6 separate regions of the Homo sapiens genome follow, and all the other regions are linked to region 4. The links are chromatin contacts, found by Hi-C or POLR2A ChIA-PET in ENCODE. All regions are on one chromosome and are shown on one strand. Each heading gives the region's core, a stretch centred on a gene start or an enhancer-like site at or near the end of the contact. The rest is flanking DNA. Distances are from core to core; before and after follow the strand shown.

Region 1 (2,500 bases), core at 1-2,500, 3.7 Mb after region 4:
CTTCAGGTCACCTTTATGCTCCCAGATGGTATTCAGCTAGCAGCAGTCTACACTTCAGGCATCCATCTTCCACCTGAACAAAAATTAGAACTGGCTAAGAGAAACCATACACTTAAGGCTAGCAGGGTCAAGATCACGCGTGGAAACGTAAAAGCAGCAACTGTTACTTATGCAGCTCCTACACCAAAGGTATCAAATTTAAGGGCAGGAAAAGGCTGCAAAGCGTTTAATTTACGCCTTTTTTGACACCACATTCACTAGTTTCCAAAGTGAATGGGCAACACAAAGGCTGACACTGCGTGAGGTAGGCTTTATGGCATAAGGTTGCTGACTGGCTGACAGTAATGCCGATTACAGCCTAAAAACGGACAATACATTTCAGAGAAATTTTCTCACGATTTAAAATCCGACTTAATAATGAAAAGTGAAATGCGATGCGTTTTAAATGGCGACTGGTCTTGCACGAACGTGAAAACTCACCTGTAGGGTAGGTGATCACTCCCGACGAGCACCGCACGTGGAAACAGCTGTAACCAGGCACGCTGCTTTTAAGTTATTTTATACGGGGGCAGGGCAAGCATAAAGTCAGTTATACGGTAAGGCCTTTTCACTGACGAAAATAAAACCAGGCTTATCTGGAGAACTCCCTGGCATAGTCGATGATGTAAACACAAATCGACGAAGCTCCCCGTTTCCAAACGTGGGAACGCAGGCCTGAGGCCAGGCCGCTGCCCTTGTTCACGGCCCCGGACACTTCGGACACAGGCCGCCGCAGTCGACTCACCAGACTCAGGGTGGCCGCGTTCCCCCGCCCGGCGCCCCTGCGTGAGAGACCACGCGGCCACAGCCAGGCGCCATCCCAGAGGACCCAGAGCAAAAACCACAGCAAGCTCGCACCAAAAGGAAGAAAGGACAGGCTTCCGTCCCACAATGCTTTTCTACAAGTGGAAGGACCCACTGTCCGAGAGCGCGAGGGGGGAGCGGGCTGTACCATCGGCCGCTGCGCTATGGCGAGACGCCGCCGTGTGGCCGGAGGGAGAAGTGCCAGTGAGGGACCGAGGGGCGTGTCACCAAAGGGAGGAGGAGCCTGGGTTCTCAGCCCGAGTCACCTCTGCGGATGTGTGGCCAGTTCTTTCCACAGAGGAGGTATCCAGACATCCCCCCACCCGACCAGGGTCAAGAGCATATGATCAGTGCTGGCAGCGGCAGGAGCCCAAAGGACTTTAGACCACGTATTTTGGGACCCGACAGAATTCATGAGTCCAGCTGAGGAAGAGTAGAGTCATTCATTCGAAAGATATTTAGTCAGCACTTACTATGCTCCAGGCCCTGGCCTGAGTGCCTGGGAATCAGGTGTGGGTGAGCCAGGCAAGGTTTCTGTGGTACATTCTGCTTGGGTGAGTAGGCCACTGACCAAGTGAGCCCGGATGCTGAAATTCTACAATGTAAGTGCCAGGAGGGCAGCAAAAGAGGGTCATGCCATAGGGTAGCGCTGTCCGATGGAAACAGTGTGAGCCATGAGTGTAATTTTAAATTTTCCAATTGCCACATAAAATGTGAAAAGAACGCCGGGCGCGGTGGCTCATGCCTGTAATCCCAGCACTTTGGCAGGCTGAGGCAGGTGATCACCTGAAGTCAGGAGTTCAAGACCAGCCTGGCCAACATGGCAAAACCCCGTCTCTACTAAAAATACAAAAATTACTTGGGCTTGGTGGCGGGCGTCTATAATCCCAGCTACTTGGGAGGCTGAGGCAGGAGAAATGGCTTGAACCCGGGCGGGGTGGGGGTGGAGGTTGCGGTGAGCCGAGATCATGCCACTTGACTCCAGCCTGGACAAAAGGGCGAAACTCCGTCTCAAAAAAAAAAAAAAAAAAGTAAAAAGAAACAGATCAAATTAATTTTAATAATAACCCAACATATTTTAAATATTTCAACAGGCAATCAATATGAGATTATTAATAAGATATTTCTTTTATATCTACTAAGTCATAAAAATCCGGTGTATATTTTATACTTCCAGCACATTTCCGTTCAGACTAGACACATTTCAAGTGTTCAGTAGCTCATGGGGCTAGGAATAGGAAGACTGGAAGTGAACTCCGAGCAGATGTGTGAAGGCGGTTATGCAAGATCTGGAGACAGCAGGCCTTGGCCAGTGTGGCTGGAGTCGAGTAAGGAGTGTAGAGTGACAAGATGCAGCTGGAGAGCCAGGCAGGAGCAAGGCACTTAGGGTCTTGTCACACAGGGCAAGGTGTTGGGATTTTATGCTGAAATCTTAGAGTTGATTAATTATCACCACAAAAATTAAGCAGAGTTTGTTAATTGGCTTTTTTCCTGATAACCATAACTCCTTGAAGGGACAGGACAAGTGGCAGCAAGACAAGTTGTATGATAACAACTAGGTCTCCATGTTTCTCTAAGTCCTAGCAGAGATTCATCCAGAGACCAGTTTTAGCACCTTTCGTTGTTTCTTTGAAGCCTACTTCTATAAAAGAAAGAA
Region 2 (2,768 bases), core at 15-2,514, 3.1 Mb before region 4:
CAACCTAAATCTACAGACAAGATGAATTTTCTGATTCATCTCCTTTCCTACAGTTTCTGGATTTTGTTTATCCTCCGATTCCAAATGGCATAATTGCTAGTTCTTTCTCCCACTCTACGTCCATCACCAGGTGGGTGTTTCAGCCTTTTTCTATCCCTCACATAGGACGCTCCAAAGGAAAAGAGAGGTGCTGTTTCCGGGGGGAAAGAACGTAGGATAGTTGAAAACAGCACGGTATTTTATTCACAAACTTGATTTTAAGATGACTGAAAAATCTAATGTGAAATAAACATTTTAAGAAATACAGTATTTGCTCTATTACTGTGTTGTCTACTTTGCCTCACATTTAATCTATTACAACTATAGAGTTAAGACAACTGTGATTCCTAAGCTTAATTCACATGATTGATCAAAACCAAGCTTAATTCTGTTTTAATGTTGTGTATTGCTGGAAGTAACACAAAGCATTAATAAACAAAAGGAATTCGATACCCATTTTGGGTAAATAGTATTTCTGCCTTCATTCTAACATAGATTTCATTTTGGCTTTTAAAAAACAGCTGCTGTGCTATATACCGCCGTATCCAGTAGTTGTTAAATACCTGGGCAACGTTACCTTTCTAGGGCTTGTTTCCTCATACATAAAACCTATTGGTACCCCGGGCCAGCTCTCCTATTGCTTCCTGATCGGGGACGATCTAAAAATCTAATTTAACAAATATCTGGTGTCCAGTGTAAAATAGCATGCTTGATGTCTTATTAGCACAAGACATAGAAGAGCAGGAAATTCACATAAGGAAACGGACCAGCTGTGAGTAGTTCCCAGTGGATATAACCTCTCCTTTGTTGGCCTTTAAATAATAAGTGCATCAGCTGCCGCACCTGCGATGCATGCACGCGTGGAAATCCTGCAAATTCTTAAACTGCCATCCCAAGGCGGAAAATGCAGAATTCCATTTTATTTTAACTTTTAAAGGAGTTAAATTCGGGCTTGGTACTGGGGTCCTCTCGGGGAGGTTTCCCTTACCTCTCCCAATGACGCTACTTAACCTCACCAGCACTCCAACACTGCCCACACTTGCCTACCCAGTTCTAGGTGAACGGTCCCACTGGGCACGGACCAATGGGCTCGTTCCTTCCCAGCGGCAGGGTGGGACCTCCAGCCTGGGCTTCGGAGACCCGCCCCCCGTACGTGGCGTGCGGGCATTGCGCTACGCGGCGCGGGCCGGTTTCTACAGCGCGTGGCGCCCCCCGGCGGCAGCCGGGCTTCAATGCCACGGCCTGACCGGAGTGTCCGCCATGGAGTCGCAGAAAGAGGCACGAACACTCCAGGAGCCCGTTGCGCGGCCTTCTGGGGCCTCAAGCTCTCAGACGCCGAACGACAAGGAGCGGCGGGAGGGCGGCGCAGTGCCGGCGGCGGCTGCCCTGGGCGCAGAGGCGGACGACGACAGTGCGGACGGGCTGTGGGAGCTGCCGGTGGAGCCGGCCGAGCGGAGGCCTGAGTGCACCCGCTGCAGGTGACCGCGGGGCTGGGGGCGGGGACTGCAGCCGGCAGCGGCCTTCGGAGGAGGGTGCGGCGCCCCCTGCCGGGGAGTCGGCGGCTCGGGCAGCTCTGCGATTAGGGCGGCGGAGTTGGCGGGTGCACGTTGGAAATCTCGGAAATGCCAGGCACAGCTACCTAGTAAGAAGCCCTTTTTCCAGGTTCATGATTATCTAACCTTACTTCCTGCAATATGCTGAGCGTATCATGGGATGAGCAGACATCAGTTCTGTTTCCAAGAAACTTAAGCGTCCAATAGGGGAAGTAAGGGGTGATGACAGTAATACTTGTAAAATAGTTACACAGTCATATTTAAGTGGCATAGTTATATCACAGTTAAAAAGCATAAAGTGGATTGGAGGAGAGAGACAGTCTCCTTTACCTATCCTACCAGAACTCTAAATATAGGGCCTTTTCAGGTGTTCATTCTAGGTTCTCTTCAAACCCTACATACGTCCCACTGGTAATTTATAAAATCAGTTTTCATGGTAAATTATCATCTATATCCCAGTGTGTCTAGCTCAGACCTTTCTTCGGAACACCAGACCTGTGCATTAATTTATCAGGTGTTTATTGAGTGCTTTGGTAATCACTGACAATGCAGTGGAGTTCATGTTTTTGTAGAGTATTCTCTTACTGGATACGGATAATAAACCAGCAAACAAGCAATCAAATATGTAATTACAAACTGGGAAAAAAGCAGTGAAGGAAAGGAATGGGTTGCTACTGTAGAAAATAGCTCAATGGTGTCATGAACTATCTCTGAGATTTGAAAGATGAGAAGAATCCAGCCAGGGGAAAAGCATTCCAAGAAGGGGAACAGAAGGACTGAATATGGTTGAAGATCTTTACTGCTTGAATACTTGGAGTATCACACTTTGGACATTTTGACCTTTTCCTAGGGCTGGATTGTAAGACTTCAGAGGAAAGGATCTTGAATGTAGAATGTTTTTATATTTTCTAAATGTACTATGTATAGTTGACGCTCAGTAAACCTCTGAGGAGGATGGAAAATTTGTGATTAGAAGGGACTGTGAATTTGAACATAGGGGTTTGTGAATACAATTAATTTAAACAAGTCGTCTGAGGGGGTTGGGGAAGCATTTAAAAATGTTTGGAGGGGTCTCAATAGGATACTGGAGGAAAAGTGTTTCAAATATAAATCAAAGGCTAAATTACTGTGCTAGTTTTATTTAGTTTTTAGTCTGTTCAGAATTGTTAATTATAA
Region 3 (2,865 bases), core at 11-2,510, 4.1 Mb after region 4:
TGAAAAGATAGATTTTAAATAAGAACGACGAGTTTACAAAAATCAGAAATGGCAAAGCACTTTATTTTTTAAAGCAATCCTCGATTTTAAAAAGTACAATTTCAGACGGGCAGGCAGTGGGGGAGCGTATAGGGAAGGAGAAGGAAGCACCAGGGGAGTATGTCTTGGGCCGATCACGCCAGGCCGCAGCTCTGGCTGGTTGTGCGCGTGTGACTGTGTGCACGTGTGTGTGTGCACGCGCAGCCACAGGACCTCTGGGCCCGGCCTTCAGGGGCGCTCCCCGCCCCGGGCTTCCCCGCGGAAGGGAGTGGGGCGCGCGTACCCAGCTGAGGGGCAGGGTCCGACCCGAGGCCGTGTGCAAATGCATCCTTCGCGGACTCTTTGTGTGTCTGAGCGCGGCTCCGCGCCGCCGCAGGCACCATTTTCTGCTTCGCTCAGGACAGGCACATAAAAGGAAGGCGGCTGCCGCCCGTCGCCGTCCTCTTTTCCTCAGATGCCCTCTGCTGCAGGTTTATTATTACAGTACGGGCCGCGCCGCCTCTCCCCACGGCCCTGGCGGGCCGCCGGGCTGTGCAGCACCCTGGCCGCCTTCACGCTTGGCGCGCCCCCAAACCGCCTCCTCCACCTCCTTATTTGTCTGAAAAGCAACCGCACGTCGAGGCGGAGAGGCTGGCCGGGGGCGGGGAGGAAGGCCGGGGATTTGCGCGCGCCGTGCTCCCGGGGCGGGGCCGGGGCGCAGAGCTGCGGGTCCGCTTTGTCTCCCCGGGGCGCCGCGCGGTGCAGTGGGGACGGCGCGGCGAGCGGGGCGCCCGGGGCGCGGGTGCGGGGTGTCGGGGCGCGCGCGCCTGTTGGCCGCTCGCCGACGGGGCCCAGAGCCGCCGATTCCTGCCGAGTAAGCAGTCTGGCTCCTAGGCGGCTGCACAGTGGCAGCAAGGCTGGGGCGCTGGCTCCGCGCCAGCTCCATCAGAATTAGCTCATTGTTCACTAGCACCCTAGCGGGAGAGAGAGGGAAAGGGAGAGAGAGAGACTCTTAGAGAAAGAGAGAGACACACACACTCTTGGAGAGAGAGCGCGAGGCAGGGAGATGATCTCCTCCTCCTTTTTCCAAGGCTGCACTTCTTGGAAGTGAAGCCGGTTTGGGTTTTGTTTCCCTTCCCCCTCCTCCCTCCTCTTCCTCCACCCCTTTCCCCTCCCCCTCCCTCCCCCAATCCCCCCTCCCCCCCCAATCTGTCTTTCTAGCATGTTGCCCTTTTTCAACCACATTTGTGTTTCAGGTGTAGAGAGGAGAGAGAGTGAACAGGGAGCGGGGCTTTTGTCTGTAAGTATATGCCATTCCTATCCCCGGCTGGGAGCGCTGGTTTCTCTTTTGTGTCGATTCCTTGCCGTTGCTCTTAGCTGGACCCTTCAACCCTGCAGAGTTCATGCTTCTTCCCTCTAAATTTTAAAGAGCTGAAGCGTGTACCTTGGAGAAATTCTGGCATTTTGGTTGTGCTGCATTCAGGCTGGAATTTAACTTGGGTTTTTTCTAAAATGCACAAGTTCGGAGGGAGAAATGAATTCTTTTGGGAAGGGGTGGGGTTTTGTGCTTGTTGGTGTGGTTAATTTTGTTCTTCTTGCTCCTAAAGCCTTGTTAGAAACTGTTGTGTTTCTTTGCATTAAATGCACTTTGGTGCATGCAAGCTTTTCCTCCCTTTTTATAAAATGAATTTGTGTCCCTCCGCCCTTACACTTGATTACTCTTTCAATGCTGCTGCTTCCGAGGGTCTTCTTAGGCATTCGATCTTGCAGCACTTTTTTCTGCATTTTCTTATAAAGCAGTTGAACTTTGGCGGGGAGGGCCTTAAAAATAAATGACTGTTTTTTTCTTGGTGATTATAATAATCTGATGTGCATTTATGTGTATCTATAATAACATTATAGGAAAACTCTAAGAGCGAATGATACCCTTTTTGAGAACTTTTAGTTTCTCCATTCATCTTAATTTTTGTCATAACTGTGTTAACAAAAGAGCGGTCTTCTGATAATATAAAGGTTGAGGGTAAATCACTGCAGCAGTATGTACATTAATGTTTATTTGGTTTAGGGAGAAGGACAGAATGGTGTATATTCCTGACTCCCCCCACCCCCCCCGCCGTGTAGGGTTTTTTTTTTTTTTTTAAACACGGAAGGTTATGTAATGCAGTGCCATTTCCAAAAATATCCACTCTGAGGCATTACACTACACGGTGGAAGGCTGATTCCTATTCTGTCGTCTTGATTGCAAATATACTGCCAGTAGTATGTCTGGGAACAAAGAGCAGCCAGAAAACAATCTATTTTTATCACTTGGTTCTACTTTTAAGTTGCTAAACCTTTTGAACTCATGCAATTTAAAGATGAACCAAACACTAAGAATAGCCCAGGACTCTGCAAAGCCAAGTACCAGGGATTCCTTTGTCCCTTAGTTAAGCCTATAGGCCACTTGGAAAGCTCTTTCAGAAATCCCAGTAGTTAACAATAATTTGCATGTAACTTATCTTAACCACAGAAAATGGTTATTCGTCTGTAACCTCTAAAGAGGCATTTTTCGTTTGCTGACCTGTGGTGAGGCGATGTGTCTACTGTATTTAAACATATTTTGCAGGTTGGTCTCCCTGGACTGAAGAGAGGGAGAATAGAAGCCCAAGACTAAGATTCTCAAAATGGTAAGACTTGGTCATCAGAGGAGATTCTCAGTACTTCTTACCAGTCTGTTACATATAAATATCAACCACCCATCTTCATCCGCCTCAACCCTTCATTGTTCTACACCCCATCTGACCTTTAAAAGGTTCTATCTCCAGTTCCTGGGAGCGTTGCAGTACAGCAATTTATGTGAATTGGATG
Region 4 (2,994 bases), core at 495-2,994:
TCACATTTACTTTGTAATGGCAAGATTGATTTCCATCTGGGACTTATCTGCATAAAAGTGTTAGCCTTGGCACAATTTCAAAATTGAATTGAAAGCTCATTTCTTGCTATAAGCAAAGTGCCACAATACCACACAACAGTTATACCTCACATTAATCCTACCACTGGGAGTCCAATTTTATGTGTTTCAGCTAGCGAATTCTGCCCTCAGGTAAGCACATAACTCTATAAAACCCTTCCTCGATCATCAACAAATCACTTATCTCTACTACCTTAATGCCTCCTGCACTTGTCCATACTAAACAGTATTTACACGTTAAAAGAGAAGTTCTACAAATGCTACTATTCTTCATAAATAGAAAAAAACTATAAATGAGGGCAAATTCCCATACGTGGAAAAATGCCAAACCAGAAGCTGAAATCATAACTTTTAGGTATAGAACCACAGCTCCAATCAGTCAACTACAAACGTCGCCGGTTACTTCGAGGGTAAATAATTTGCAGCCAGCTGGTAAAAAGCCTGATAAAAATATTAGGTCCTCACATATCTTCCTTTTCAATAAGGAGACACCTGAAAGTCACACTGGGCAGTCTGTCACGTATCGAAACATGCAGAAGAGAGACTGTACAGAACGTGCAGTTATCAAACGCAGGAAGCCAAAGTTCCTGTGCTATGAGAGGACCACAGTGAAAAACGGTAGCCCATCTGTCCAAAGAACAGAAAGAAGTCCACCTGGAAAGGATGGGAGTCGGCGGAGGGGGGCGAGAAGAACGAGTTCCACGCCGTCTTCCTCCTCCCGGGCTAACTGCAGCCGCGGGCGGCAGGAAGGCAGCCGCGCGGGGTGGGCTCTTGGGGACTGGGCGCAGGGCTCCGCGGCGCGGCTGGGCTGCGGCTGCCCGATCGGCGAGGGCCGGGCCCCGGGAAGTCTCCAGGGCCTCGCCCGCGCAGCCAGGAAAGCATGCAGCCCACCGACGGGCGGAGGAACCGCCCGGGCAAAGCCACGTCGGTGGCTGACCGCGCGGCAGGGAGGTGGGCACCCTGTCCACACCCACCAGGAGGCTGACAGCTGGCGAGCGCCAGGCGGCCGGGACGGGACAAGGGCCGCAGCGCGCCGGAGGGGGTCGCTCTGAGAAAGCCGCGCTGGGCGCTGCCCGTCGCCAACGACTCCCCCTCGCCCGGATCAGCGGCGGCTGGATACTCACGTAGGGCTGGTAGAACTTGGAGAGCCGCGGCTTCCCGTGGTTGTTGAAGATTAGGATCGCCTTGATCATGGCTGTGCCGGGCCGACCGGGTGGGCACTGGGGGCCAGGGCGGGGGCGGGCGCGCGAGCCTCGCCTCGTAATCTCGCCTGCGATCCTTCCCCACCCGCCCCCTCCCGCACGCGACCGCGCGCGCTCCCGAGCCGTCGGGCGGGGCCCAAGGGGCGGGGCCTGGGCGGGGCAGGCACTAAGGAAAGCGGAAACATTTCTAGGTCCGAGCCAGCGGCCTAACTGGAGTGTGCGCATTCGACCGAGCACAGACACGTTGCCCACCGCTCCTCTCCCGAGGTCTGTAGTCGCGGAGAAACACATGTTGCGTTACTAACGTTCAGAGGTCTGCGACAGCTTCGATTTGAATGACTAGCCGGGAACACCAAGTTTCACTGTGTAATTGCGTCCCCCTACTCCGGCGCCTCCTTTGCGACGCTCCCTGGAGAAAAGCACGCCCACTGCACGCGCTCAGTCGCTACTTCCGCTCTCGAGTGTCTCCAAGCAAGATGGCGGAGGAGCCGCAGTCTGTGTTGCAGCTTCCTACTTCAATTGCTGCTGGAGGGGAAGGACTTACGGATGTCTCCCCAGAAACAACCACCCCGGAGCCCCCGTCTTCCGCTGCAGTTTCCCCGGGAACAGAGGAACCTGCTGGCGACACCAAGAAAAAAAGTAACTGAATTTATTTCCGGGCAGAGAGGCGGGAGGTTCAGATTGCATCCGAGTAGGGGTGGCGGCCAGTAAAGAAGCAAAATTTAGAGGAGCGCCTGTCCTAGACCTGCATTTTGACCAGTCATCAGAAGAAAAGAAGTGTACTTTTTGATTTTTAAGGCCTTTAAGTTGAGTGTTAAAATACCATCTCTGTCTATCGGTGTAGGGCCTGATACTTGGCTGCCACACTTATTTTTATACTGTATTTTTTTGAGTTGGCCAGACTGCGAGCTCTTTGAAGGAGGGAGGGAGCTGAGTGGGGCGGGGGGAGGGGGGTCTCGGTAATTCCAGGTACTTAACACAGGAGCTAATTATTTGAGTAATGTTTTATGGTGGTAGGGGTGGTCATTGGCAAAGCCTGGATTAGAATTCATGCCTTCCAACTTAACTCGCTTTTGCTTTTTTCCCCCTCCCAGTTGGTTGTGAATTCACTCCTTAAACCAAAAACCAAATTCTTATGCAGAATGAAGACTGCTAAGGGAAAGCTAAAGGCATAGATGTTACCTTTTTAAGAAACACATTTTGGAACCTTTGTGAGTTATTTCATTGCTTGAGTCAGCTATCCTCAACCCTTTATTGCTTGAGAATGTTTCCCTTTGTAAAAGAGATTGCTAAAATTACGTGTTCTAAAGCACTCTGTTTAGAGTTAGAGTTGCCTATGGGAAAAGCAGCATATAAGCATCCTCGATTCAGAGAGGCTGATTTCGTCCTTAGACGTTTTCCCCGTTCTGTCTTAAGATGACAGTGGTCTCTGGCCGGGCGCGGTGGCTCACTCCTGTAATCCCAGCACTTTGGTAGGCTGAGGCGGGTGGATCACCTGAGGTCAAGAGTTCGAGACCAGCCTGGCCAACATGGTAAGACTCCATCTCTACTAAAAATATAAAAGTTAGATGGGTGTGGTGGCGCGCGCCTGTAATCCCAGCTACTCGGGAGGCTGAGGCAGGAGAATCGCTTGAACCCGCGAGGCGGAGGTGGCAGTGGGCGGAGGTCTCGCCATTGCACTCCAGCCTGGACAACAAGAGCGAAACTCCGCCTC
Region 5 (2,845 bases), core at 36-2,535, 4.7 Mb after region 4:
TAGCAAGCAAGGAACAAGTGCAGAGAATGGTAACACTAAATACTTTCACATGATTAATATGGTTCTAACCCACCCTGTCTCCATTACCAGCTCAGACTCTGAGAAACCCAATTGCTCTTCACCTCAGCTCTGCCCTCACTTTCCTTTTCCACTAACTCAACTAGTTCCTACCTCCCAGCTCTTTTTGCTAATAAGCCATTTGATATTCACAATCCTCCAAGAGAGACAACTCTACCTGTTTTCCAGAAAAGAAAGTACTTAATTAACACTGACTATTATCATCCTCCTCATCAAGGTTTCTGTTCTCACAGAGGTTACATTCTTTCGGAGAAGACAAAAGAAACAAGTAAACAAGAGACACTATTACAATGATCGATGAACTGTTATAGGAGAAAAAATCATCACTAACAAGTGATTTATCTGAAATTTACTTTAATAGATTATATAAAGGTGCTACGGTATAATGACACCTATGTTGCAAAGAAACGGCTGCAAGGCTTAGAGTGACAGTGCCAGACACTTTGCGTTAGTTGAAAATAACTGATTGCTATTAGATATTTTCCCTAACGGTAATTAATCTCACCATCTCCGGTTCTCCCAATGTATTCTACCTAGAGTGAATTTCTAACTCAGCTCGTGTCACCAATAACGTAATAGCGTGCATGTTTTTCTCTCTCATTAAGAATGCAAGAGGTAGAGGTTTGTCTTAATTATGTTTCCACCTTCAAGGGAAGGTCAATAAATATTCACTGAACAAATATTACTGCCATACAACTGAGATGTTCTCTAGCAGTTTCCCCTTGGCCAGGCTGCCTCTGAAACACGCCCCAGGAGGACTGCAAGTGCCAAATCAGCACGTGGACGTGACCGGATGGCGAAATATTAATAGGACAGGGAGGGGTTAAAGAAGGGAAGCCCGTGGTAAATGGGAAGGGAGAACCGGACTGCTCCAGGACAGAGTTAGAGGCCAAGGAGGGTGGTTTTCCTGGGAAGCTAACAAAAGAAGTCACTCACGTCATAGGTGTGGAAACTCTTGCCCACGCAGGTTGTTACATAGAACCGGCGCTTGAGCGCGCTGAACCGCACCACGTGTGGAATGTCGTTGCTGAAAAGTCCCAAGGCCCGGAACCCCGCAAAAAGCGCGCTGGCCGTGCGCCTTTCTGAGGCCCGTTCCATTGCCGCCGCGATCCCAGCTCCTCTCAGCTCTGGTCCTGAAGGAAAACACGTACCCAGTCCCTTCAGCGTGTCTAGTGGAACAGTCCTCTGCCAGAGCTGCAGACACAACACCGCTTCCGGCGCCCGCTGCGAATCGCGTTTCCGGAGACTGCCCTCAGTGCAACACATAAAGTTCTCCCTCCAGAGCTCACATGGGAGGCGTGACTTGGGTTCCGAGGGCCAAGGTCTCCAGCACGTTGCCTAGCATTGTTCTCCAGCTCTTTTGCGGTGGAAGGAAGCTCGTTAGGTTCCGACAGAACCGCAAGGGCGGGAAACAAAGAGGGAAGCGCGACGCCCAGGAGAATGGAGGGGAGGTCGACGCCTTGGAGATGGAAACGATTTAAACATGTGATTATTTAAAAATGTACAAAAACATGAGACTGGAAAAATTTAAACACTGGATATCTGATGATATTAAGGAATTATGTTTCATTTTTACATATGATAGTAGCATTATGATTACGTTTTTAAAGATCCTCATCTTTTGGATACATATTGACATATTTACAGATGAAAACTATAATGGGACATTTCAAAACTGACAGAGGGATTCACTCACAGACCCTCTGGGGAGTAGAACTAATTACTTGTGGGGAGGGAACTGCTCACTTGGGCAACTTGGATAAGTGTAGATTCCTCCCAGAAAAGGAAGATAAATATTAAATGTTATTGGGATTCCTGGATTAAGTCAGTATTCCTTGAGGTCGGCTGTCAAAAGCAGACAGTAGAGGTTCTAAAGAGGAGCTTATCATAATGCAAACGGGAGTCCGGGCAGTTCATTAGAGCTGAGTGCCTTAGGATGCTGAAGGAGACTGATTCCAGTGAAGTGGGTGTCAAGACGCCTCACTCCTCAGGAGCCAGCTGCCTTACCAAGATGTAGGTTTGGGGAACAATCTCTGAGCATGTGAACATTAACTAAAACAGTGGTGAGCTTAGAGCCCAGGACCAAAGTTCAACATATGGAATAACCTCTTCTCTTACTGTTTTATTTCCATTTCATTTCGTTTATGAAAACGTTTTGGCAGCCTATTAAGGTTTGGGTCGAGTGACTAACGTAACTATACTAGTACTTGAGAGGGATAAAAAGGGTATATTTACTAATGTAAATGTACTTGAAAGAGATAAAGAGGGTCTGTCTCTACACAGATCAGTGTACTCTCTCGGGTTCCTTCCAGTTCTAAAATGTAATTATTATGAAACAAAAGTCACTTGTTAGCTAATTTGAATACCTGACTCATACATTCTTGAACAAAAAAAATCTTGATTTATTTTATAGTTCTTGGCACAAAGCCTCAAACACTTTGGATGTTAAGATCATTAAGGGGCAGATGCTAACAGAATGAGAGCTTGTTATTTAGTCCTTGACATGTTGTACTTACTTGTATTTTCATTTGTACCCCGGATTTCTCAATAGCAGTGCACATTTTCAGCCATGTTTTTGGTATGACTTAAAAGTGAACAAGTTGCTAATTATTTGTAAATGTTCTTTAAATTAAAAAAGAGGGGAGAGGGGAGGAGCCAAGATGGCCGAATAGGAACAGCTCCGGTCTACAGCTCCCAGCGTGAGCGACGCAGAAGACGGGTGATTTCTGCATTTCCATCTGAGGTACCGGGTTCATCTCAGTAGGGA
Region 6 (2,700 bases), core at 110-2,609, 3.2 Mb before region 4:
GATTACCAGGTTATTGTAAAATATCCAAGAAATATTTTTAAAAATGAAAAGGCTTTTTTTTCTTTCCGAAGTTATTTCTCAGGGAATTAGAAAAGAAAATAAATGAAAAACACTGTTCTCAAGGCTAGTTGTTGATGGCAAACAATTGGTAATTGTTTTGAGACACCCACTTTTTAACTACAAAGATACTTGACCTTAACTTAGAATACAAAATGAAACCAATCTCCACTATTCCTAAATTTGACAATTTGAACCTATAGAATGGTATAAAAAAGCCCCCAACTCGTTACTCAACAAAGATTTTTGAACAAACGACTTTGGCAAAGCACCCTGGCCCAAGGCAGACAGACCAAAAACTTTAAAAATCCTACAAAATATTCTAACTTGAGTTCAGGCTCCATACAGTACCTCACTGACCGACATGGTTTTGCTTCCTTAGTTCTCAAGGGCCAGGTCTGCTGGGTTCTGGGTGGTAAGGACCCCCCTGGGGAGACAAGACCTCGCGCCTCTGCCCGTCGTTCTGGGCCAAGCTCGGCCCAGAATGACGGGCAAAGGCCGGGCCACGGGCGACGCGAGGGCCTCCCTCACTCACCGTGAAGCGCTGGTCGCCAATGCTGCCCACGGAGAAGCAGTGGTCGCCAGGGTTCACAGCCCCGGTCAGCACCTGGTGCAGGTTCATGTCGGCGCCCTAGTCCTGCAACGGACACCGCATCCAGCTCATGCCACGGGTCAGCGGCTGCTTCCCTCCCTCCTTCCCTCAGGGGCGGCGGCCGCTCTTCGGTGGCGACGGCAGAAGCAGCGACAGGCGCCTGGAGCCGGAGCCGCTCAGCTGGGGCCCGCGACTCATCCCGAGCCCCGGAGGGCGAGGCCCGGAGGGGGCGGGTCGGCGAGAGGGCGGAGCGCCGCGCTCCTTCGCGCACCTGTCACTCCCCGCGCTAGCCCAGGTGAAGCTCAGGGTCCCCTCACCGGCCACGACCCGGGGCCGACTCACCGGCCAGGAAGGCCGCGCTGTCCACACACTTCCTCTGGACCTCGGGCAGCCGCTCCTGACCCAGCCCGAGTGGCGCAAGCAGTACGCGCTCGCACTCCCCGCCTGACCTGTCCCTTCCCGGCTCCGGTGCCCGCCACCCCCACAGTCCTCCGCCACTCACTACGCGCCTCTGGATCCCTGCGGCCGAAATATCGCGAGACTTCGCTCGGGGCAGCTGCTACTGTGGTAAAGAATTCACTTTTTTACCACAGCGTGCGTATCAGCAAGTGAACATAAAAACGCCTCTTCTAGTCAGAAACTGGCCAATCCCGACCCCCGGTCCACCTAGGGCTCCGCCCACCACCGAGAATAAGCCAATCTCTTTGAGGCTTCTACAGGAGAACGCCGTGCGTTTGAGCTTGAACCTGATAAGCCTGGCAGAAGCCTGATGAACCCAGAATGAGTGAGATGTGGTAAGTTGTGCTTTAGGTTAGGGCGTCATCTAACTGTTGGGCCAGAAAATTTAAAGGGGAGAAGTGCATCCTAAAGGGAGTTGCAGTTTCCTCGGTTCTGGTAGGACTACAAGTCCCAATATGCACCGCTCCCCCGGGCGACCTGAGTGTCTCTTGAGTAAATGTGACCCTTGAAACGTCTACGTTAGCAGCTTAATGGTTTCTCCAGCCTTGCGCGTGTTTCCAAGTCCCTAAACGGGATGGTTTTTGAAAGGCTCGAACACTTGACAAGTAGGAAAGTGGTATTTTCTTAGCCTAAGTTATCTTAACACGTGATTTGAAATAGTGCTGGTAATAACAACACACCAGCCCTGCATTGAGCGTTTGTTTTGGAAAAGAACCTAGGAATTCCAGAATGATCAGAGTCACAGCTACAAACTGAGATTCAACTCTCATTGTATTTTGACACAAGTTTTGTATTATAATTGACAAACATCTGTTTATATGTCTCCCCCTGTATACCGTAAGCCTCTTTGGAATACAGAGGAACAGGACACAAGTCTGTCCTTAATGTCTAGCACCGCACCAGTCCCACCCATTCAGGGTGTTCTGTAAATGTTGCATGAATGTGTATAGAAACTCTCCAAATAGGCCAGGCACGGTGACTCACGCCTATTATTCCAGAACTTTGGGAGGCCGAGGAGGGTGAATCACGAGGTCAGGAGTTCGAGACCAGCCTGGCCAACATAGTGAAACCCCCTTCTCTACTAAAAATACAAAAATTAGCCGGGCGTGGTGGCTCCCACCTGTAATCCCAGCTACTCGGGAGGTTGAGGCAGGAGAATCACTTGAACCCGGGAGGCAGAGGTTGTAGTGAGCCAAGACCCCCGTTGCACTCCAGCCTGGGTGACAGAGTGAGATCCCGTCTCAAAACAAACAACCCTCAAAACTCTCCAATAGGCCAGGCACGATGGCTCACGCCTGTAATCCCAGCACTTTGGTAAGTCGAGGTGGGGGCGGGGGGATCACCTGAGGTTGGGAGTTCGAGACCAGCCTGGCTAACATTGTGAAACCCAGTTTCTACTAAAAATTAAAAAATTAGCCTGGCATGGTGGCACGCGCCTGTAATCCCAGCTACTGGGAAGCTGAGGCGAGAGAATCGCTTGAACCTGGGAGACGGAGGTTGCAGTGAGCCAAGATCGTGTCATTGCACTCCAGCTTGGGCAACAAGAGAGAAAGTCAAAAAAAAAAAAAAAAAAGAGAGAAAAGAAAATAAAG

What was found. A loop is a pair of places that touch in the nucleus more often than their neighbours do. ChIA-PET counts read pairs that join two places held with the same protein, here RNA polymerase II (POLR2A). Pooled maps may share reads with other maps.
Region 1: a loop to region 4 is called in a map of naive thymus-derived CD4-positive, alpha-beta T cell, with 15 times the contacts of the local background. The contact joins the promoter of EPB41L4A-AS1 here to the promoter of ATG12 in region 4. A Hi-C loop is called at or near these places in 2 of 168 maps with a recorded cell type or tissue (CD4-positive, alpha-beta memory T cell and naive thymus-derived CD4-positive, alpha-beta T cell) and 9 of 50 pooled maps.
Region 2: a loop to region 4 is called in a map of naive thymus-derived CD4-positive, alpha-beta T cell, with 6 times the contacts of the local background. The contact joins the promoter of DTWD2 here to the promoter of ATG12 in region 4. A Hi-C loop is called at or near these places in 1 of 168 maps with a recorded cell type or tissue (naive thymus-derived CD4-positive, alpha-beta T cell) and 11 of 50 pooled maps. POLR2A ChIA-PET finds 5 or more read pairs at or near these places in 1 of 52 experiments (MCF 10A).
Region 3: a map of naive thymus-derived CD4-positive, alpha-beta T cell shows a loop between it and region 4 (14-fold over the local background). The contact joins the promoter of NREP here to the promoter of ATG12 in region 4. A Hi-C loop is called at or near these places in 1 of 168 maps with a recorded cell type or tissue (naive thymus-derived CD4-positive, alpha-beta T cell), 1 of 37 single-sample maps with no recorded cell type and 10 of 50 pooled maps.
Region 5: a loop to region 4 is called in a map of CD4-positive, alpha-beta T cell, with 10 times the contacts of the local background. The contact joins the promoter of WDR36 here to the promoter of ATG12 in region 4. A Hi-C loop is called at or near these places in 3 of 168 maps with a recorded cell type or tissue (CD4-positive, alpha-beta T cell, gastrocnemius medialis and naive thymus-derived CD4-positive, alpha-beta T cell) and 11 of 50 pooled maps.
Region 6: a map of CD8-positive, alpha-beta T cell shows a loop between it and region 4 (11-fold over the local background). The contact joins the promoter of DMXL1-DT here to the promoter of ATG12 in region 4. A Hi-C loop is called at or near these places in 5 of 168 maps with a recorded cell type or tissue (CD4-positive, alpha-beta memory T cell, CD8-positive, alpha-beta T cell, naive thymus-derived CD4-positive, alpha-beta T cell and 1 more) and 14 of 50 pooled maps.

The regions. Positions count from the first base shown.
Region 1 is chr5:112,159,276-112,161,775 of GRCh38, reverse strand. EPB41L4A-AS1 (EPB41L4A antisense RNA 1) reads right to left here and starts at 1,250. Exons shown (of 3, transcript NR_015370.2): 1 at 481-1,250; 2 at 1-73. It overlaps SNORA13 (small nucleolar RNA, H/ACA box 13), which reads right to left and starts at 291; the gene lies at 159-291. It also overlaps a transcript of EPB41L4A not described here. RefSeq lists enhancers at 446-495, 606-655, 676-775, 551-1,283, 1,156-1,365 and 1 more.
Region 2 is chr5:118,987,043-118,989,810 of GRCh38, reverse strand. It overlaps DTWD2 (DTW motif tRNA-uridine aminocarboxypropyltransferase 2), which reads left to right and starts at 1,264. Exons shown (of 6, transcript NM_173666.4): 1 at 1,264-1,517. The coding sequence starts at 1,300. RefSeq lists a silencer at 1,351-1,680.
Region 3 is chr5:111,755,589-111,758,453 of GRCh38, reverse strand. It overlaps NREP (neuronal regeneration related protein), which reads left to right and starts at 1,260. Exons shown (of 4, transcript NM_004772.4): 1 at 1,260-1,318; 2 at 2,624-2,684. The coding sequence starts at 2,682. RefSeq lists silencers at 130-489, 510-909 and an enhancer at 1,503-2,060.
Region 4 is chr5:115,840,315-115,843,308 of GRCh38, reverse strand. ATG12 (autophagy related 12) reads left to right here and starts at 1,744. Exons shown (of 4, transcript NM_004707.4): 1 at 1,744-1,919. The coding sequence starts at 1,757. AP3S1 (adaptor related protein complex 3 subunit sigma 1) reads right to left here and starts at 1,374. Exons shown (of 6, transcript NM_001284.4): 1 at 1,203-1,374. The coding sequence starts at 1,271. RefSeq lists enhancers at 528-737, 1,728-1,777, 1,788-2,087, 1,476-2,377, 2,381-2,881 and silencers at 828-1,017, 1,118-1,497.
Region 5 is chr5:111,090,788-111,093,632 of GRCh38, reverse strand. It overlaps WDR36 (WD repeat domain 36), which reads right to left and starts at 1,285. Exons shown (of 23, transcript NM_139281.3): 1 at 1,015-1,285. The coding sequence starts at 1,176. RefSeq lists an enhancer at 996-1,435.
Region 6 is chr5:119,069,549-119,072,248 of GRCh38, reverse strand. DMXL1-DT (DMXL1 divergent transcript) reads left to right here and starts at 1,359. Exons shown (of 3, transcript NR_134250.1): 1 at 1,359-1,443. It overlaps DMXL1 (Dmx like 1), which reads right to left and starts at 1,162. Exons shown (of 44, transcript NM_001290321.3): 1 at 593-1,162. The coding sequence starts at 679. RefSeq lists silencers at 726-1,005, 1,316-1,395.